2 separate regions of the Homo sapiens genome follow, and region 2 is linked to region 1. A link is a loop called in an ENCODE intact Hi-C map of the cell type or tissue named here. Cell type or tissue: HCT116. All regions are shown on one strand. Each heading gives the region's core, and the rest is flanking DNA. Links, peaks and the distances in the headings are about the cores only.

Evidence for each region. A loop is a pair of places that touch in the nucleus more often than their neighbours do. Peaks named below come from ENCODE experiments on the same cell type or tissue, not always from the same donor. Only the 100,000 strongest peaks of a DNase experiment are listed, where the experiment ranks them.
Region 2: it touches region 1 in a loop (4-fold over the local background); 14 of 110 quality-filtered maps call a loop at or near these places.

Annotation. Positions count from the first base shown.
Region 1 is chr20:33,647,789-33,656,738 of GRCh38, reverse strand. It overlaps CBFA2T2 (CBFA2/RUNX1 partner transcriptional co-repressor 2), which reads right to left. Exons shown (of 11, transcript NM_001032999.3): 11 at 6,709-8,950. Among named protein-coding and RNA genes, the nearest start is that of C20orf144, 10 kb to the left of the region's middle. RefSeq lists enhancers at 1-444, 3,015-3,603. In HCT116, for the core only: a CTCF peak has its summit at 3,307 (motif pointing right); a DNase peak (open chromatin) is centred at 3,288.
Region 2 is chr20:34,122,766-34,135,346 of GRCh38, reverse strand. It overlaps the pseudogene RPS2P1. Among named protein-coding and RNA genes, the nearest start is that of EIF2S2, 17 kb to the right of the region's middle. RefSeq lists an enhancer at 5,350-5,644 and a silencer at 10,584-10,653. In HCT116, for the core only: a CTCF peak has its summit at 5,486 (motif pointing right); a DNase peak (open chromatin) is centred at 5,526; H3K4me3 peaks cover 536 bases.

The DNA.
Region 1 (8,950 bases), core at 1-8,000:
GTTCCAGTTGGACAATGGCTGAGTCAGTCCTACTAGCCCCTGGGGGTGTCCTCCTGCCCCCCTCCATTACTGGGGGCATGGAGGGGAGGTGACCAAGAGGGACATCTAAGCAGCTGCTCTGAAGAGGAGGCCCCTGGCACCACAGAAGCACAGGATGGCATTTGACCTGGCCTGGGAGTGTTGGCGTCAGTTTTCCAGACAGAGGAGACGGCACATGGGCTCTGAGGAGAAGGAGGGCTTGCCTGGTTGAACCAAGGGTGACCCAGTAGCGGGGCTGAGCTGGGGGTGCCAGGGGGAGAGGGCTGGGTGAGGCTGGGCCTCTGAGGTGCTACATCCCAAGGAGGCCATGGGAGGCTTTAATTCGGGGTGAGGGGGTGGCCGGTGGGTTGAGTGCCCTTTCCATGTTCCTGAACGCCCTGGTGTTGCCAGGTCCTTACTGGGCTGAGGCCTGGCTACAAGGCAACTCAGATGGCACCAGTTCAGGGTGGGCATTCCCATCTGGGACTCCAGGCAGGGTCTTCCCTGCGGTTTCTCCCTGGCAGCCCCTGTGGGAGACAGTTTCTTCCACCAGCCTGGCTCCCTGGGCCACCTGCACAGAGGTCCCTGCTGGCACCCTGGCCAGTCCAGTGCCAGGCCGTCCTCCCGCCACCCCGCTTCCCAGATCTCTGGGAGCTCCTAGAAAGTGCTGCCACCATCTGAACCACATGGGGCTCTGAGCAGGCTTGAGGCTTGTTCGGGTGTAGTTGTGTGTGCCTGTAATTCCAGCTACTTGGGAGGCTGAGGCAGGAGAATCGCTTGAGCCCAGGAGGCGGAGGTTGCAGTGAGCCAAGGACTACAGGCGCACACTACCACGCCCAGCTAATTTTTGTAGAGATGGGGGTTTCGCCATGTTGCCCAGGCTGGGCAGTGTGTCTTGTTAGAGAAGACAGCTGAGGAGGACATCGCCCTGCTTTACGTCCTGTGTTGTAAAGGCTTCTTTTGTCCTCCACAAAAACTGTAGCAACAAATCCTCAAAACTAAAAAAACTTCCCTCTGCCATCTTTATTTATTATTGTTATTTTTTGAGACGGAGTTGCTCTGTCGCCCAGCCTGGAGTGCAGTGGTGCGATCTTGGCTCACTGACCCTCTGCCTCCTGAATTCAAGCGATTCTCCTGCCTCAGCCTCCCCAGTAGCTGGAATTACAGGCACACACAACTACACCTGGCTAATTTTTTTTGTATTTTTAGTAGAGATGGGGTTTCACCATGTTGGCCAGGCTGGTCTTGAACTGCTGTCCCCAAGTGATCTGCACACCTTGGCCTCCCAAAGTGCCGGGATTACAGGCATGAGCCACTGTGCCCAGCCCACTGCCATCTTTAGACATGCCCAAGCCCTCAGGCTGACTTATCTGTGGTGGGCGTCTCCTTAGTTTTTGTGCCCTGGGCACCCTGCCTGCCTCGCCCTGCAGTGCAGTTCTGAAGGTGGACACCTCTTTATTACAATTTTTAATAAGAAAGGCTGTGTCCTCCCTCCTGAAAGCTGGAGCTGCAGAGGAGGGCACGCAGGCAGGGATGTCCAGCAGGGTCAGGGGGCCTCTTAGGACAGTGTTTGGTTTGAGCTGTGGAAGTAGAGCAGAGGTCTCCGGGCAGGTGCGAGGGCAGAAGGGATCCTTGGAGTGTGAGGGCTGGGGCGAGCTGAGGAGGCCGGGTGCATGGGAGTGGAATGTTGTCTTGCAGGTGACAGGGAGACAGGAGGGTCCCAGACAGGGAGTGGGTGGGGGTGGAGCTGAGCGCAGACATGGCTGGAGCTGCAGCCACAGAACAGACGTCTGAGCTGGGCTGGGGCTGTGGGGACCTGGAGGAAGCCCTCAAGCCTCTGCCTTGTCTGTCGATCTCACGAGCCCACCTCATCTGTAGCCTGCCATCCCCACCATTGTGCCTCGCCCCAGCCCCCAAGTCAGGGCCACCGTCCTCTCTGGCGTGGAAGACTGCAGCAACTTCTTTACCTGGCTCCCACCCCGTCCATTCCCTGTAAAGACACAGCCAGAGGCGGCTTTCGAAATGTTGCCATTTTGAAAAACGCACCTCTGGCCAAGACCCTTCAATGGCACCCACTGCCTTCAGCATCAAGGTCATAATTTCATGTCCTGGCAGCCAAGGCTGGGCCATTTACAACCCCAGTCACCCTGTCTGTGGCTTTTGTCCCAAGCCACCCGTCCGCCACAGAAACGCTTCCACTGTAAGGAGCAGGTGAGTGCCATTGTGCTGGGGCGCCTTTCCCAATCCTGCGCTGGGCACCTGCTTTGTGGCAGGTGCTGGGGATGATCAAATGTTCTGGGCTGGTGACAGCACTCGGTCAAGGGCAGGCAGAGCCCTGAAGTCAGGAGAGCTCCGGGCTCATTGGCCAGCTGCCGCCCCCACCCTTCCACCCACTCCCTGCACCTGTCCTCTCCCCTTCCTCACACCTGCACCTGTGACTCACCTGTAAATATTCAAACCTGTCCCAGGGATTGGCTCAGTGCCAGGCCAGGCTGGAGATAGCAACAGTCTAGATGGTGGCCAATGCCCTACAGCTCTCCTAACAAGTCCCCTTAACACAGTCTCTTATGAGCCGAAAGGGACTGAGAATTAGGTGGTCTTCAAAAAATTATTCTCGAAACATACTACTTCAGCAGGACACCAGGCTCCACATAGAGTGCTGGACACAAAGATCAATCCTCAAAGAAACCACAGATTGGTGGGGAGAGAAACAGGTTATAGCAGCAACCAGTTTACAGGGGTGCCTTGGGTGCCAGGCCCTGTGCTAGGGGCTATACCCATGTTGTTGATTGCATTTTACCCTCGCAACACCCCAGAGGTATAGGCATCGTTAGCATCCCCAGCTTACGGAGGAAAAAGCTCAGTGAATAAGTGCCTTGCTCCGAGTCACGCAGGAGGGATCCACTCCCTGGCACCAACAGCTGCTAGCCATCAGGAGTAAACAGCGCTGGGAGAGGACACCCTCCGGTAGCAGAAACCCGCCCCAGCTGGAGGAGGTAGAGGCAGCTACACCAAAAGAAGGAACAATGCCAGGCCTCGGGGCCTGCAAAATGGCAGACGGGGCAGCAAGGACGAGCCCAGTGCGAGGGCCTGGGTGAGCCAGCCCTCAGAAGGTGGGGAGACTGATCCCCGATCACTTCTGGAACTCTAGGAGGAACCTAGCAAATATTAACTCATGGGGTGGAAAGGCAGCCTGAGAAAATGCTGATGCGAAGGGGAAGGAAAAGCTGCTGGTGTGTACTCTGGAAAGGAATCTGGCTTAGGGATGGTGGCAACCCAGGGGGAAAGTCCAGCTCTGTCCACAAGAGGGCTCCTGGCAGCAGGCAATGAAGCCCACCTGAGGAGTGGAGTGGGGACTGTCGCTGGTTCCCCCAAGCCTCTTGGAAGGAAGGCTAAGAAGGAGACATGCCTAATCGTGACCCTGACCCTGAAATACCAGCAGTCAGAAACAAGCAGAGACGGGCAAGAGACATGTTTGCTTCCCAAGATCCTATCCCCACCTCAGGACAGTGCCCTTTCTGCTGAGAAACACATTAGCAGGCTCTTGGATGCTGCTCTTGGTAACACATGAAAAGGCTTTCCCTTCCTAACCTTCCAGAGGAACAGATCTTTCACAGTTCCCAATTATTTGTCTCTTTTTTTTCTTTTTTTTTTTGAGATGAGGTCTTGCTCTGTTACCCAGGCTGGAGTGCTGGAGTGCAGTGGCATGATCTCGGCCCACTGCAACTTCTGCCTCCTGGGTTCAAGCGATTCTCCTGCCTCACTTTCCTGAGTAGCTGGGACTACAGGCTCCTGCCACCACACCGGGCTAATTATTTGTATTTTTAGTAGAGGTGGGGTTTCACCATGTTAGCCAGGATGGTCTCGATCTCCTGACCTCGTGATCCACCTGCCTCAGCCTCCCAAAGTGCTGGGATTACAGGCATGAGCCACTGCGCCCGGCCTCTTTGCTCTCTTTCTGACAAAGGTAACGCACCACTAATTTTTTCTTTTTCAGGTTGATGTAATCTATTGGTGAATAACACATTATTTCAATGATTGTCATTTCCAGAATTCTATTTTCAAATCTGCCTAGTCATTTTCAGACTCTTTTTGCTCATTGTTTTTCAGTGCCATCTTCAGAGGTTTCATATTTTGTATTCTGTATCTGGTGTGCTTTTTTTTTTTTTTTTTTTTTTTTTTTTTTGAGATGGAGTCTCTCTGTCGCCCAGGCTGGAGTGCAGTGGCGTGATCTCGGCTCACTGCAACCTCTGCTTCCCAGATTCAAGCGATTCTCCTGCCTCAGCCTCCTGAGTAGCTGGGATTACAGGCGCCTGCCACCACATTCGGCTAATTTTTGTATTTTTAGTGGAGACGGTTTCACCATGTTGCTCAGGCTGGTCTCAAACTCCGGACTTCATGATCTGCCCTCCTCGGCCTCCCAAAGTGCTGGGATTACAGGCGCGAACTGCTGTGCCCTGCCTGTATCTGGTGATTGTAATATCTGAAGTCCCAGGGGTTAAATCAATTATTGTTCCTGTTGACTTTGCTAACAATGGCTCATTTTCTTGAAGGTTCAGTAGTGTTTCCGGACAGCTTATAATTGGTTGACACACAATATTGACCCTGAAGGTCCTTAATTATCTTAATTTCTCAGCACCAGGATTCCCTGACCTTCCTTCAGTATATACCTGACATGTACAGCTAAGTTTTTAATTTTTGAGACGGGCGTCTCACTATGTTGCCCAGGTTGGTCTCAAACTCCTGGAATCAAGTGATCTCAGCCTCCGAAAGTGCTGGGATTACAGGTGTGAGCCGCCACGCCCGGCCCAGTTTTTCTTTCTTTTTCTCAAGCAGGGACAGAGCTGTTTCCAATTCAGTTTCCATTGCAGATGGGCAGATTTTCCCTGCCGCCTTTTCACGGTGCCAAAGGTGCTGAGCTACCTGCCATTGTGGAAAGGCCCCGGTTTTGTTTCCGTACTTTGTATATGCTCAAAACCAAGCCTCACATTGCGCCTAGAGGCAATCTCCCTCCAACTCTTGAGTTCTTGGAAATGTCCTATCTGTGACCTCAGCAATACAGTTAAAAGTACATTCATTATAATTTATCTGGCATCTGGGTGTTTTGTGGTCACGAAAAGATTTTCAGCCTGCCATTTCTATGGCACATTCCGTTTCCACCAACATAGTGCTCTTGTGGAGGGCTGACAGTCCCATGACTGAGATCTTGTCATTGTTCTAGGTGGGCAGATTGCAGTGCAGCCCAGAAAGGTTTGCAGTTGGCACCACCTGCACCAAAGATCATACAGCCAACCCCTACGCCATAGGCTAGCCCTTCTCCTCGTCTCCAGATCTAGTAACCAGTCCCTCTCCCCTTGCATTCTAGGGGATTGTGAAGCTAGTGGTCCCAACGAGCCTCTTGGGCAAGGCTGTTCAGGAGAGGCGGGTCTCAGGGAGAGAGCACAGATGGGTATCTGAGTGACAGAAGTGAGGCCTCAGCTCACCAGCTGGTAAACCGGACTGGCAGCCTGAAATTCCACACACAGGTGTGCCTGCACCAGCCTTAGGGCCACGGAAAGTACCACCCAGGGGCTGCTGGAGGCAACACAAGCTGTTGGGCTTTTAGGGAGAGTAGTTTGTACAGATTTCAAGGATCCAAGAAATGTTCAGTATCAAAAACCCCCACTTTGGAAAATTATCCTAGGGAAATAAATAATGCGAAGAAAGAGTATGCATAGAAGATGTATGCCACACTGGAAAACGCGAAAGCGATCCAATTGCCCAACAGAAGGTGAAGGGTTAAAAAAAATTATGGCCTCAATTAAATGATGCAACCATTTAGCAAATAAATTAAATTGGAAGGCAACAGTAAAATTACCTGTGATTTAACATCAGTGTCATAAGGACATAAGTGAATATTTGACAAGTCCAGGTATGTTTGTTAACATTTGTGTTAAAATTTTACAAGAAAATACATGTTACTAGAAAATATATCCACAAGTCCACCACCCTGTTCAGGCAGGACAGATGGTCAGATTCTCTGTGGTTCATTTTTCCTTATTACAAGATAATTTGGCCGGGTGCAGTGGCTCATGCTTGTAGTCCCAGGACTTTGGCGGGGGCGAGGCAGGCAGATCGCTTGAGCCCGGGAGTTTGAGGCCAGCCTGGGCAACATGGTGAAACCCTGTCTCTATAGAAAATACAAAAAATCAGCCAGGCGTGGTAGCCCATGCCTGTAGTTCCAGTTACTTAGGAGGCTGAGGTGGGAGGATTGCCTGAGTCTGGGAGGTGGAGGCTGCACTGAGCTGTGATCGTGCCACTGCATTCCAGCCTGGGCAACAGAGACCCTGCCCCCTCCCCACAAAACAAAACGAAACACCACTTAAAAGAAATAACGGGGAGTGTCTGGAAGCTGTTGTTGGCCCTTGACCGCAGGCCCACTGGTGGGCTCCAGCAGCCAGCCTGGTTGGGCCTGGTCCCCACAGGGCACTGACCAGTTGGTGCAGCTGGCTTTCCAGAGAGGCCAGTTCCAGGCACATGGGGTGCAGACACCCCCTGCTTCATGCCCTTGGATGCTCTTCAGGCCACGACTAGAACCAGTTGAGGCCCCTCTCTCCCTCTTCCTCAAGGATTTGGGAATTAGGGTGAGGGGACACCTCCTAGTGTAGGGACCACCTTTCCTCCCGGTCCCATTCCAGCTTGAGGCAGAAAAGGAATATAGCCTTTTTATTGACTACTTTAAGTAGAACAAACTAAATACATATTTAACAGTTTTGGTTCATTTATACAGTACATTAAATAAGTTATGCACAGAGTTAGGTAACAAAAATTCCTATCAGAGTAAAATGACAAAGCACAGAAAAACCAGATTCTAATGCATTCTGTGGGTGGTGTCACATTCATCATCCCCCTTTAAAAACCACGCGTGGAGGCTTCGTTTTCTATTTATTTACATTATTGGCTTTCTTTTGTGAGCGGAGCCTTTGTAGCCTCGTCAGGAAGTTGGAAAGCCACGTTAAGGGGACTGAAGGCCTCTTGGCGCAGCAGCCCTTTCAATCATTCGCCTAATGCTTATTGCTGCTTCTCTGCCGACTCCAAGGTAGGGATGGGGCTGTCCCCAACAGACACCAGCGCACATGCCCTATTTGGTATAAGCATCACTGAGTGTACACTGGGCAGCCGTAGGCTCGACCAGATGGGGTCTGTGAGGGAAGCTCCACCTCAGGGGCTGTGGAGGGGGAGGAGGGGACACAAGGCCCGCCCCTCAGGCCTCCTAACCTTCTCTTAGCTCACGATGGAAAAGGTCACCTGCACCATCATCTTTGGAAATGAGCACGTCGATGCCCGAGGAAAGAGGCAGGTAGTCAACGTTTTGGTTTCACAAGAACTACAGACACTCCAGAGTTGGAAGGGCCCTGCGGAGCCGCTGGCACAGCCCCCACCGCAATCTGGGCAGGGCTGCTCTCGACAGCTGGCCATCTGGCCCGTGCTGGAACAGTCCATGCTCCGCTGGCTATTCTTCCGTTTGGTTCAGACACGCTACCACCCAGTTTTCTGCAAACAGCTTAAAAAAAAAAATCTAAGGAAGTTGGTTTGGTCTACTGACCTGGGAGCCTGGAAACCTTGTTTCTAGTTCAGTTCTGAAGAAAGCCTCCAAGAAGTGTTCTATTTTCAGTGATTTATTCAATTCTACAGTTTCCAGGACAGATGGCCATCCGGTCATTCTGTTTTCATTTTGAAGAGCTCACTACCGTACAATTCCAGCTGTGCTGAACCTTCAAACGCACTTGTTGCGATATCCTCTAGAACTACCCAGAATGATGTCTATACCCTTTGCAAGCAGGTGACAAGCCGAGGCTTACTAACTCTGGGACAGGGCTGTACAAAGTAAAGCATGGGTTTTCTGTCTGGAAGCTGAAGATGTCAAGTTGACACTAAGCAGTGATGAACTCCTGGTGACCTTCTGGCCCAAATGGGCAAAGGAAATCCACGCTGCAGAGAGCGGGCAGCAGCCAAGGCCAGGTGTGGACTTGTGGTGGCAAGATGTGTCCTGTTTCCAGACAGACATTTCTAACCCAGCACTGCCCTAGAAATAATCTACGCAATCGGTGACCCCACGGTCACCCAACCGTGCCTGAGCGGATCTGCTAGAGCACCAGCCCTGGAGCTGCAGGGCCCCCCAGTGTGGAGTGCCCCCACCTCCCGAAGTGGACTGCCTAGGCCTAGGCTTAAACAACTTCTTGAGTCACCTTCCCCACTGGATGAGTCAGGCACGGTGCAGGCAAGTGGGGACAAAAAGGACAAGCAAAGACGTGAAACCCAGCCCTCAAGAAACTCTGGGGACATCTGGCATCTTTGGTCTTCTCTGGTCCCTGCAATCATTCCTCACTTGGCCGACCATAATGTCCCACAACTCATCAGTGTTCCTTGGCGGGTGGTGCTGAGCACTGGTCTCACCCTAGACATGTCTGGCTGATGGCCAGTCACATGTTGCATCTCTTTTTAGTTTCTAGGTTTCTGAAGAGCCTGCGCTTGACTGATACCTTCTGTACCACCATGCCAGCTCCTCTTTGCCTTTTATGTCACTGCAAATATGAACTGTAGAGGTCAGTCCTCTAAGCAGGCTGAATTTCCACTCCCCACCTGGTAGCTGAGGTGCTGTCAGCAGAGGCTGGGAACCACGCAAGGAACCTGGATTCGCTCCTGCGCCTCTAGCTGCCTACCCCGCCCCAATGGTGCTCCTCCTCCTGACCAGAGAGTTGGAGAATTTCAGAAAGGGATTCTTGAAATGTGAATAGAAGGTCCTGGGCAGAGGCCCTCGTGACTTCTGTGTGAAACTGACCAGAATTAACACAGCAGAAGGTTTGCAAACTGAGCTTCAGTGTGGAATACTGCCCAGGTTTGCAGATCAGCCTCTGGGCAGCACGAGCAGGGTGGAAGAGCATTACAAAGA
Region 2 (12,581 bases), core at 2,065-10,064, 480 kb before region 1:
TTTTGATACTTTGAAAATTTGCTCTTTTAATTTTGAAATGTCTAAAGTAAGATTATCTTCTCTTCCCTGTAGATGGCGTCTAACCATGTCCCAGTGATGCTCAGACTCATTATAGGCTCGGGGTGTAATACAAAAATCTGATGTATTCCAGTCACAGTGTAACTGAAAACGATTTCCAAGCTCATGAGCTTATCTCCCATCCAAATGACAGTTTGTCTAAGATCATTAATTGGGTTCGACAATTTTTGATCAATACCAGATTGTGAATTCCACAATCTCATAGAATTTTTTTGCCAATTGTTAACAAAGCGTACTGTCTGAACAGAAGAGTGCAATGCAACTTCTGCCGCAGCAGCCGTAGCTGTGACTGCAATTAATCCCATAATCACTGCATCAAAGTAAAAATGAATCTTTTGAATCTATTTAGAACTCCTTTTAATACTTCAGTCAAAATATGGACAGATGGCGAAGCCTCCCACGGTCGGTCCATGGACACAGGAATCCACACGCCCTCTCTTGCTCTCACTAGTAGAATACGGTGCTGCCAATTAAAAGTCGAATCAATGCTAGTAAACAATCTACAATTTTCATAGGTTATAGTTTGGGAATCTGGTTTAATAACTATGTTTCCTACAATTAGCATATAAGGGGGTTTTACACAACTTTGCAAAGGAATTGTCAGACTGGAATTTAGGTCAATAGTATAAGATGGCTTACGGTCTTTTGTTCCTATAACTTGATTTCCAGACCAAATTCCAATGTGGTGCGAGGCCACATAAGCCTCCATAATTCTAGATGTTCAGGACCAATGACAGGACTTATTATCTTTGGTCTTGTAGCAGAGATTCCTTTTTCTGCCCATTCCCAAGGGTAGGGAGATTCTAACCTTTTGTACTTATTTTTATCTAAACCTTCTCTGAAGTCACTGTTCACAGCCGGACTCACATGTGCACTGGAACAAGATTGAGTTTGTCCTGTGCAACTGCGGTAGAATTGACCTCGAGATGCCCAATCTATAATAGTTCTGAATTCATTGTTTTGTAGTATCACCGCACTATCAGCCACACATTCTTCCCAAACTAAAACTTCTGGGCTTTTTGATCCTTTGGGAATTTCCTTGGGCCAAGGCTTCCCCTTAGACTTAGATTATAATGATCTTTAATAAGAAGGGTCCTGTAAATAATTTACCTGTGGCCTGAGTGACATTCCACTCACCATGTGATAAGTAAATCTACTGGTGGTACTGACAGTAGGTACTTCTACCAACCAATTTTGGGTTTCAGGCATTAAGCATCCTTGTGCCCTCCCTAGGCAAATAGGAGTATAACGATACTCAATTGAAATATTCATCATCATTCCTTCTTCCTCGAGTTGGGCAGGGCAACGATCCTCTATGGGGCCAGGTACCCATGCACTATTATTAACATATACTTCAATAGGATTATCCATCCATGTGACTGCCCGAATTAAGGGTGGGAAAGGCACATAGGCCCAGTAGGTATAATTAGCTGCAGCTGCTCCTGCAGACATGGGGTGACTTACCACTGTTGATACAATCATCAAAGCTGCAAGCAGCATACTCTCTGGAGTTTGTGTCACCCTTGTGTTCTCTAGGCTTTTTTCAGAGAACTGTGTCAGCTTTTTCTTTTTTTTTTTGTTTTTTTTTTTTTGTTTTTTTTTTTAATTTTTATTGATCATTCTTGGGTGTTTCTCACAGAGGGGGATTTGGCAGGGTCATAGGACAATAGTGGAGGGAAGGTCAGCAGATAAACAAGTGAACAAAGGTCTCTGGTTCTCCTAGGCAGCGGCCTTCCGCAGTGTTTGTGTCCCTGGGTACTTGAGATTAGGGAGTGGTGATGATTCTTAACGAGCATGCTGCCTTCAAGCATCTGTTTAACAAAGCACATCTTGCACCACCCTTAATCCATTTAACCATGAGTGGACGCAGCACATGTTTCAGAGAGCACAGGGTTGGGGGTAAGGTCACAGATCAACAGGATCCCAAGGCAGAATAATTTTTCTTAGTACAGAACAAAATGAAAAGTCTCCCATGTCTACCTCTTTCTACACAGACACCGCAACCATCCGATTTCTCAATCTTTTCCCCACCCTTCCCCCCTTTCTATTGCACAAAGCCGCCATTGTCATCCCGGCCCGCTCTCAATGAGCTGTTGGGCACACCTCTCAGACGGGGTGGTGGCCAGGCAGAGGGGCTCCCCACCTCCCAGCAGGGGCGGCCGGGCAGAGGCGTCCCTCACCTCCCGGACGGGGCGGCTGGCCGGGCAGGGGGCTGACCCCCTCACCTCCCTCCCGGACGGGGCGGCTGGCCGGGCAGAGGGGCTCCTCACTTCCCAGTAGGGGCGGCCGGGCAGAGGTGCCCCTCACCACCCGGACGGGGCAGCTGGCCGTGCGGGGGGCTGACCCCCCCACCTCCCTCCCGGACGGGGCGGCTGGCCGGGCGGGGGACTGACCCCCCCACCTCCCTCCCGGATGGGGCGGCTGGCCGGGCAGAGGGGCTCCTCACTTCCCAGTTGGGGCAGCCAGGCAGAGGCACCCCTCACCTCCCGGATGGGGCGACTGGCCGGGCGGGGGGCCGACCCCCCCACCTCCCTCCTGGACGGGGCGGCTGGCCTGGCGGGGGCTGACCCCCACCTCCCTCCCGGAGGGCCCCCCACCTCCCTCCCGGACGGGGCAGCTGCCGGGCGGAGGCGCTCCTCACTTCCCAGAAGGGGCGCCTGCCGGGTGGAGGGGCTCCTCACTTCTCAGATGGGGCACCTGCCGGGCGGAGGGGCTCCTCACTTCTCAGACGGGGCAGCCGGGCAGAGACGCTCCTCACCTCCCAGATGGGGTGGCGGCCGGGCAGAGGTGCTCCTCACATCCCAGACGGGGCAGCGGGGCAGAGACGCTCCCCACATCTCAGACGATGGGCGGCCGGGCAGAGACGCTCCTCACTTCCTAGATGGGATGGCGGCCGGGAAGAGGCGCTCCTCACTTCCCAGACTGGGCAGCCGGGCAGAGGGGCTCCTCACATCCCAGACGATGGACGGCCAGGCAGAGACGCTCCTCACTTCCCAGACGGGGTGGCGGCCGGGCAGAGGCTGCAATCTCCGCACTTTGGGAGGCTAAGGCAGGCGGCTGGGAGGTGGAGGTTGTAGCTAGCCGAGATCACGCCACTGCACTCCAGCCTGGGCAACATTGAGCACTGAGTGAACGAGACTCCGTCTGCAATCCCGGCACCTCGGGAGGCTGAGGCTAGCAGATCACTCGCGGTTAGGAGCTGGAGACCAGCCCGGCCAACCCAGCGAAACCCCGTCTCCACCAAAAAAATACGAAAACCAGTTAGGCGTGGCGGCGCGTGCCTGCAATCCCAGGCACTCAGCAGGCTGAGGCAGGAGAATCAGGCAGGGAGGTTGCAGTGAGCCGAGATGGCAGCAGTACAGTCCAGCTTCGGCTCGGCATCAGAGGGAGACCGTGGAAAGACAGGGAGAAGGAGACCGTGGGGAGAGGGAGATGGAGACAGAGATGGAGAGGGAGGGGGAGAGGGAGAGGGAAAGGGAGAGTTCTTTTTTGTTTAACCAATTGAGTTTTGAGTGTTCTATTAGTTCTTTCAACTATGGCCTATCCTTGGGAATTATAGGGAATTCCTGTTGTATGTGTAATTTTCCACTGATTTAAGAATTTTTGGAATGTTTTACTACAGTATCCTGGCCCATTGTCAGTTTTAATTTTTTCCAGAACTCCCATGAGAGCAAAACAATATAATAAATGTCTTTTAACATGGGAAGTACTTTCTCCTGTCTCGCAAGTTGCCCATACGAAATGTGAATAAGTATCAACTGTCACATGGACAAATGATAATTTTCCAAATGAAGATACATGTGTGACATCCGTTTGCCATAACGCATTAGGACATAGACCTCTGGGATTAACTCCCGCCTCTTGAGTGGGCAGGTGTAGGACTTGACTCTGGGTGCAATGTTGTACAATATTTTTTGCCTGTTTCCATGAGATATCAAATTTATTTTTAATCCTGCTGCATTTACATGAGTCAAAGCATGAAGTTCTTGTGCTTTTATGAATGCAGATGATACCAGTAAGTCAGCTTGTTCATTTGCTTTAGTTAAAGACCCTGGTAAATTAGTGTGTGCTTCAATGTGAGTAATACAAAATGGGAAATTTCTTTTTCTCACAGTTTGTTGTAATAAGTTGAACAGCTGGTTTAACTGATCATCAATACTATATTTGATTAGGGCTGTCTCAACATCCCTTGTAGCCTGTACTACATATGCAGAATCTGATACAATATTAATAGGCTGATTAAAATCTTGTAACACTGTAATGACTGTAACCAACTCTGCTCTTTGAGCCCAGTGATATTGAGTTTCGATGACTTGTTCTTTTGGCCCAATGTAAGCTGCTTTTTCATTGCTGGAACCATTAGTAAACACCGTCAGAGCATTTTCTAAAGGTTCATGTCTGGTAATTTTAGGTAAAATCCAAGTAGTCAATTTTAAAAACTGGAAGGTTTTTGTTTTTGGGTAATGATTGTCAATAATTCCCACAAAATCAGCAAGACCAGTCTGCCATGTACAAGAATTGATAAAGGCTTGTCTAACCTGTTCCTTGTTTAAAGGAACAATGATTTTGTCTGGGTCACTTCCACACAATTTTATTATTCATAACCTTGCCTGACCAATTAATGTAGCTATTTGATGCAATGTAAAAGTCTTAATTGTACTGTGAGGAAGGAATGACCACTCCACAAGATCAGTATTTTGAACAATGATGCCTGTCAGAGAATGTGCAGTAGCAAAAATCAAAAGTTGGAGTGGGACCAAGGGATCTATTCTATTTACTTGTGCTGACCAAATTTTTTCTTCAACTAATTCAATTTCTTTTGCTGCCTCTGGGGTCAATATTCTTTTACTATTTAAGTCCGGGTCCCCTCTTAAGATAGAGAACAAATTTGACATGGCATAAGTAGGAATGCCTAAAATTGGCCAAATCCAATTAATATCTCCTAGCAATTTTTGAAAGTCATTTAATGTTTTTAATGTGTCTTTTCTTATTTCTATTTTTTGTGGTTTAATTTTTCTATTTTTTACCTGCATCTATGTTAACTGGGATTGGCGGCCCTATTTTTGCGGATCTGTTGTTGTACCCCATCAATCCACCAGGTCTTAAATTGTAAAAATTGAGAAGGTGAGAGTGATGATTTGGCCAAAATTTCCCAGTCATAAGGAATAAGTCTATTTCCATGAGCAATGGAATCTAATAATGTTCTCATATAAGGAGAATTGGGTCCATACTGTTTTACTCCCTCTTTCATGTCTTTTAGCATTTTTATAGAAAAGGACTCATATCTGGCATCAGCTTGGGGAGGGCCCTTCTCCAGGTAGTATGGGCTCTAATATTACTTGAAATTAAAACGCCTCAGTATCTCTCCTTGTTTTCTTGCCTTCTCAATAATTTCATGTAATGCACCATCCTGTCCACTAGGTGGTGGTGTAGGATTAAGTCTCATAGTGGGCAGCTGAGGCTATATCGCCGTGCGTGCCCTGTGGTGCTGGAAACGTTCCTGGCTGTCCATACTGATTTTCTGGGGGGCGGCTGATACTGAAGTTCGGCTGGCGGTCAGTATTGATAGGGTACTGGCGGTTGGGTCTTACTTTCTACCAGCTGATATTGTGAATACTGTATCTGGATTGGCATTGCTGTGATAGAGACTATCCTTTTCTATCTGATATTCTCTTGGGGTTTGTACTTGTCTAACCTGCATTTGAGGTTGTAATGTTACGGGCATCTGAACTGTGGGAGGAGGAGTTGGCCATCGTGGGTTAGACTCTGATGGCCCCAATAGTTCTAGACCTTTTCCCCCCAATTTTGATGGTTCATAATATATTACCTCCTGTAATTGGTTGTAGTCAACATTTTCCGTTGACTGAGCCATTACACTCTTCTACCCTTTTTTTCTTTTTTTTTTTTTCGAGACGGAGTCTCGCTCTGTTGCCCAGGCTGGAGTGCAGTGGTGCCATCTCGGCTCACTGCAAGCTCCGCCTCCCAGGTTCACGCCATTCTCCTGCCTCAGCCTCCCGAGTAGCTGGGACTACAGACACCTGCCACGACGCCTGGCTAAGTTTTTGTATTTTTTTAGTAAAGACAGGGTTTCACTGTGTTAGCCAGGACGGTCTCGATCTCCTGACCTTGTGATCCATCCGCCTCGGCCTCCCACAGTGCTGGGATTACAGGTGTGAGCCACTGCGCCCAGCCAGACTCATCTACCTTTTTATACTGTGAACCTTGCGTTACTTTCTTGAATTCTGTCCCTGCCTCTTCCTCACAATCTATTACACAGCTTTCAGGGGCATCAGAAACTGAAACGCTATCTTCTTCTGTTTGAAATGATTCTAAACCTATTTTAATAATGGCCCAATCATTCCATACTGTAAGTGGGATGATTTTATCCTCCCTATTTGCTTGTTTTAATTCTTTGCCAATTTTTTCCCAGTCTTTTAGATCTAACGTTCCCTATTCTGGAAACCATAGGCAGAATTGTTCTATTGTTTGAAATAGCATGATTAGATTTCTGTGGAGGCTCTAACTCCCCCTCTTCTTAAAATAACTTTAATAAAGCTGAGATAAGAGGCATATTTGCTTTCAGTTTGACCCATTCTTACCCTGGGTTTCTCTGAGTGCACAAGCTTACCACAAGGCTGATCATGGAAGTCTTCGGGAATCTCTCGTCGATTTGTCTTCAATGATCACACTCTAGCGTATCTTCACCGTAGAGAAAGGAACCCACATTGGGCACCAGATGAAGAGGGCCTGCCCCTGCACACCTGTGGGTATTTCTCGCAAGGTGGAGACGAGAGACTGAGAAAAGGAAATAAGACATAGAGACAAAGTATAGCGGAAGAAAAATGGGCCCAGGGACCGGCGCTCAGCAAGTGAGGACCTGCACCAGCGCTGGTCTCTGAGTTCCCTCAGTATTTATTGATCACTATCTTTACTATCTCAGCAAGGGGAATGTGGCGGGGCTATAGGGTGAAGGTGGGGAGAGGATCAGCAGAAGACCATGTGAGCAAAGACTCTGTGTCATGAATAAGTTTAAGAAAAGGTGCTGTGCCTGGATGTGCACAATCGCTAGATTTATGTTTAAGCTTACATAAACACCTCAGTGCAGTAAAGAGTAACAGAGCAGTATTGCCGCCATGATGTCTCATCTCCAGCCATAAGGAGGTTTTCTCCTATCTCAGTAAATAGAATGTATGGTCGGGTTTTACACCGAGACATTCCATTCCCAGGGACGTGCAGGAGACAGATGCCACACTCTTATCTCTACCGCATAGAGGCCTTCCTATTTCACTAATCTCCTTAGCACAGACCCTTTACGGGTGTCGGGCTGGGGGGCTGTAAGGTCTTTCCCTCCCCACGAGGCCATATCTCAGGCTGTCTCAGTCCGGGGAAACCTGGACAATACCCAGGCTTTCTTGGGCAGGGGTCCCTGCGGCCTTCCACAGTGCATTGTGTCCCTGATTAATAGAGAATGGAGAATGGCGATGACTTTCACAAAGCATACTGCCTGCAAACACATTTTTTTTTTTTTTTGAGAAGGAGTGTTGCGCTGTCGCCCAGGCTGGAGTGCAGTGGCACGATCTCGGCTCACTGCAAGCTCTGCCTCCTGGGTTCATGCCATTCTCCTGCCTCAGCCTCCCGAGTAGCTGGGACTACAGGCGCCTACCACCACGCCCAGCTAATTTGTTGTATTTTTAGTAGAGACGGGATTTCACCGTGTTAGCCAGGATGGTCTTGATCTCCAGACCTCGTGATCTGCCCGCCTCAGCCTCCCAAAGTGCTGGGATTACAGGTGTGATTTTTTTTTTTTTTTTTTTTTTGAGACGGAGTCTTGCTCTGTCACCCAGGCTGGAGTGCAGTGGCTCAATCTCGGCTAACTGCAAGCTCCGCCTCCCAGGTTCATGCCATTCTCCTGCCTCAGCCTCCCGAGTAGCTGGGACTACAGGGGCCCGCCACCACGCCTGGCTAATCTTTTGTATTTTTAGTACAGACAGGGTTTCACCATATTAGCCAAGATGATCTCGATCTCCTGACCTCATGATCTGCCCGCCTCGGCCTCCCAAAGTGCTGGGATTACAGGCATGAGCCACTGCGCCTGGCTGCAAAAACATTTTTAACAAAGCACATCCTGCACAGCCCTAAATCCCTTAAAACTTGAGTCAATACAGCACATGTTTTTGTGAGCACAGGGTTGGGACAAGAGTTACAGATTAACAGCATCTCAAAGCAGAACAATTTTTCTTAGTACAGATCAAAATGGAGTTTCTTTTGTCTTACTTTTTCTAGATAGACACAGTAACAGTCTGATCGCTCTTTCTTTTCCCTATACATTTTGAGTTGATTTTTTGCGTATGGTGAGAGACAGGAGTTTAGTTTCATTCTTCTGGATATGGATATCCAGTTTTCCCAACAACATTTTTCCCCAATGTATGTGCTTGGTACCTTTGTCAAAAATCAATTGGCTGTACGTGGATTTATTTCTGGGTTCTCTTTTTGTTCCCTTGGTCTGTGTTTTTATATCAATACCATGCTGTTTTGGTTATTAGAGCCTTGCAGTATATTTTAAATTCAGGTGGTGTGATGCCTCTAGCTTTGTTCTTTTTGCTTAGGATTGCTTTGACTATTTGGACTTTTTGTTCCATACAAATTTTAGGATTTTTTTTCTGTCTTTCTTGTTTTACTAGAGCAAATCCTCCAGTGCTTTCCTAAGAAAAGTTATGTGGGGATGAGGGGTAAATTTCTGATCCTTGCATGCCTAAAAATATACTTATTTATTCCTCATACTTGACTGATAATATGGCTTAGTATAGGAGTTCTAGATTGAAAACGTATTTTCTCTCAGAATTTTGAAAGCCTCCCTATATCGTCTTCTAGCCACTAATGTTACTATGGACAAAAATGCTATTCCTATTACCTGCTCTTTCATAAGTAACCTGTTGCCCTTTCCCTGCCCCCTCCTCACCTCCTATCACCAAGATTTTTGATTTTCTCTTTATCCTTTGTGTTAAAAAATTTCATGATGATGTGCCATAATGTTTTTCCTTTGTTTTGTTTTCTTTCATTATGCTGGGCACTCAGCAGGCTCTGCCACTCTGGAAACTCAGTTTCTTTGATAATTTTCTTCCATTTCTTCTGTATTTCCAGAACTCCTGTTAATCTAATGGTCGACCTTATGGATTCATCCTCTAATTATCTTTTCTCTTTTATTTTTCCATTTGTATTTCTGTTCTACTTTCTGAGAGATTTCCTCAACTTTATATATTAAGACTTATATAAATTATTTATTTTTCTATTATTATTATTTGAGAACAGGTCTTGCTGTATTGCCCAGGCTGGAGTGCAGTGGCATGATCATAGCTCACTGCAGCCTCCATCTCCTGGGCTTGAGCAGCCCTCCTGACTCAGCCTCCTAAGTAGCTGGGACCACATGCATGAGCCACCACAGCTGGCTAATTTTTTTTCTTTTTTTATTATTTATTTATTTATTTATTTATTTATTATTTTTTTGAGATGGAGTCTCGCTCTGTTGCCCAGGCTGGAGTGCAGTAGTGTGATCTCGGCTCACTGCAAGCTCTGCCTCCTGGGTTCATGTCATTCTTCCGCCTCAGCCTCCCTAGTAGCTGGGACTACACGTGTTCGCCATCATGCCCGGCTAATTTTTTGTATTTTTAGTACAGATGGGGTTTCACCATGTTAGCCAGGATGGTCTCGATCTCCTGACCTCGTGATCCGCCCGCCTCGGCCTCCCAAAGTGCTGGGATTACAGGCGTGAGCCACTGAACCAAGCCTAATTTCTCTTTTTAAAAGAATGTTTAGCAGAGAAGAGGTCTATCTAATATTGCCCTGGTTGGTCTTGAACTCCTGGCTTTAAACAATCCTTCTACCTTGGCTTCTCAAAGTGCTGGGATTACAGGCATGAGCCATAATGCCCAGCCAATTTTTCTATTATATTTTTAATTCCCCAGAGCTGTTACTTACTCTATTTTTTTTAGAGCATTTTATCTTTGCTTTATGGATGCAGTATTTTCTATTATCTCTCATAGACTGCTTATTGTTTTTTAAAAATATTTTTCTGTTCTCTTCAGTTTCTGTTCCCTTTGAGTTTCTTTTTTCTCTATTTGATGCTGTCTTTCCTGGTGGAGGTTTATCTTAAATATCTGGTGACCCTTTGTTGTCTCTTCATATTTAAGAGTGAGTCACTAAGTATTTGGAAGCTCTGTGTTAACAGGAAGTTTATCTGTAGGATGATAAAGTGGGTACCTAGGTGTTTTGTTGGGGGACCTCAAATATCAGTATGTATAGATCTTTCCTCTGGGGTTAATTAATTAAAATTAATTCCCTGATATCTTGCCTGGAGAATACAAGCCTTGCTGTCAGCATTCCTGGAATAAATTTCAGCAGGAGGACTGAGTGCGCTTCACCATTCAGCATGTAGACAATTCATCTAATCTCTGTTTTCAGTCTGAAATCCTCCTACCTTAGCCTCCCTGCTATTATATCTTTAGCTGTGCCTGGTATCTCAGTGTCTGGAACTTCTCTACCTCAATTTTGTCCCAGGGGCTGCTAGGGAGATGAAAGGGTAGTTGTCTAAGTGAGTAGGATGGAGAAAAAGACCTGGCAGTTTCACTTCCTATAAAGGCTTTCAGCCAAACCCTCTCTCTTCTGCCTCTCACATCACCTCTGATCTGCTCTGTCCCAGTCCTGACATTCTAGTGTTCTGCAGTACGAATCTGTTTGTCCCTTGTTAGTATAACCCTCAGCAAACATTTAGAATTGTTTTCTCAGCTCAGCTATGGTTTTCCATCTTCCAAAAATTTGTTGATATCCTTAATCTGCTATTGATTTCTTTCTTATTCTCTTTGTCTGTAGACTGGTAAACCTAAAAATGTTAACTCACTGTCACTTCAGTGATTTGGGGAGTGAACAGGGATAAACATATGTGTTTAATCTGTCCAAGCATAAACAGAAGTGCAAGACTGTCAAGATGTCCACTCTTTGCTCCTATTAAAAAAAGTTAGAACCAGAAAATTCATAGATATGGCTGGGCGAGGTGGCTCACGCCTGTAATCCAGCACTTTGGGAGGCCAAGGCGAGTAGATCATGAGGTCAGGAGTTCAAGATCAGCCTGGCCAAGATGATATAACCCCATTTCTACTAAAAATACAAAAATTAGCCAGGCACAGTGGCAGGCGACTGTAATCCCTCCCAGCTACTTGGGAGGCTGAGGCAGAAGAATCGCTTGAAGCTGGGGGACAGAGGTTGCAGTGAGTCAAGATTGCACCACTGCACTCCAGCCTGGGCGACAGAGTAAGACTCCGTCTCCAAAAAAAAAAAAAAAAAAAAAAAGAAAATTCATAGGTAAAATATAGATAAAATTCTACTCTCATAGGCCAATGTGGAAAAAGTAGGAGTCTGAGAGTTGCGGTACATGTGTCCAAGCCCTGTTATTATCATTTACTGGTCTGAAGCTAGGTAAGTTAAATTTTCTGACCATCTGTTTCCTCATCTGTAAAGTGGTGATAATCATCCCTAGATAGTCTATCTTACTTGTAATGATGAAGTAAAATAATTGATATAAATATATAAACATCAAATATATATCATTTATCATAAACTCTATTAGAAGTAGGCACAGTTAAATATATTTTCAGAGGCACTGTAACATAGTAGAAATAATATGGGCTTCAGATTCACACAGACTTGGGCTCAAATTCCATCTCTGTTACTCACTGGGTTATGTTGGGTAAGTGACTGACACTCTCTGAGCCTTCATTAACCTGTTTATAAAATGGGTATAATACTTTTAACCTGACAAGGCTGTTGTTGAGTATTAAATGAGATAATGCATGTAACATCTATAGGGCCTGACACTTAGTAAGTACTCAACAGATATTAATTCTTCCATGTTGGCCCCTAATTTGAGACCAGCTTTTTTTTTTTTTTTCAGGCTTAATTCAGTTTGTTTTTCTTGTATAAAAACCCTATGCTGTAGCCACAGCTGGAGCCTGGGTCCTCTGCATGGAGACTCTGGTGTGGGTCTTGACGAGGTGGTCAGTGAATTCCTGATAGGGAGACTTGGTGAATATAGTCTCCTTCCAGAGGTCGAGGGTCAGGTAGCTGTAGGTCTTAGAGATGGTGTCAAAGGTGGCCTTGGCGAAGTTGCCAGGGTGGCAGTGCAGCCCCTGGCTGAGGTGTGGCAGTCATCAATACCAGCCATCATGAGGAGCTTCTTGGGCACAGGTGCGGAGACGATGCCAGTGCCCCTGGGTGCAGGGATGAGGTGCACCAGCACAGAGCCGCAGCGGCCTGTCACCTTGCAAGGGACGGTGTGGGCTTGTCCATCTTGTTCCCCCGTAGCCTCTGCGCACGGGGACAATGGAGTGCTTGGTCAGGATGACGGACCCGCGGATGGCAGTAGCCACCTCCTTGGAGCACTTAACGCACAGACCGACGTGGCCATTGTAGTCCCCGGTGGCAACAAACGCCTTGAACCTGGTGCGCTGGCC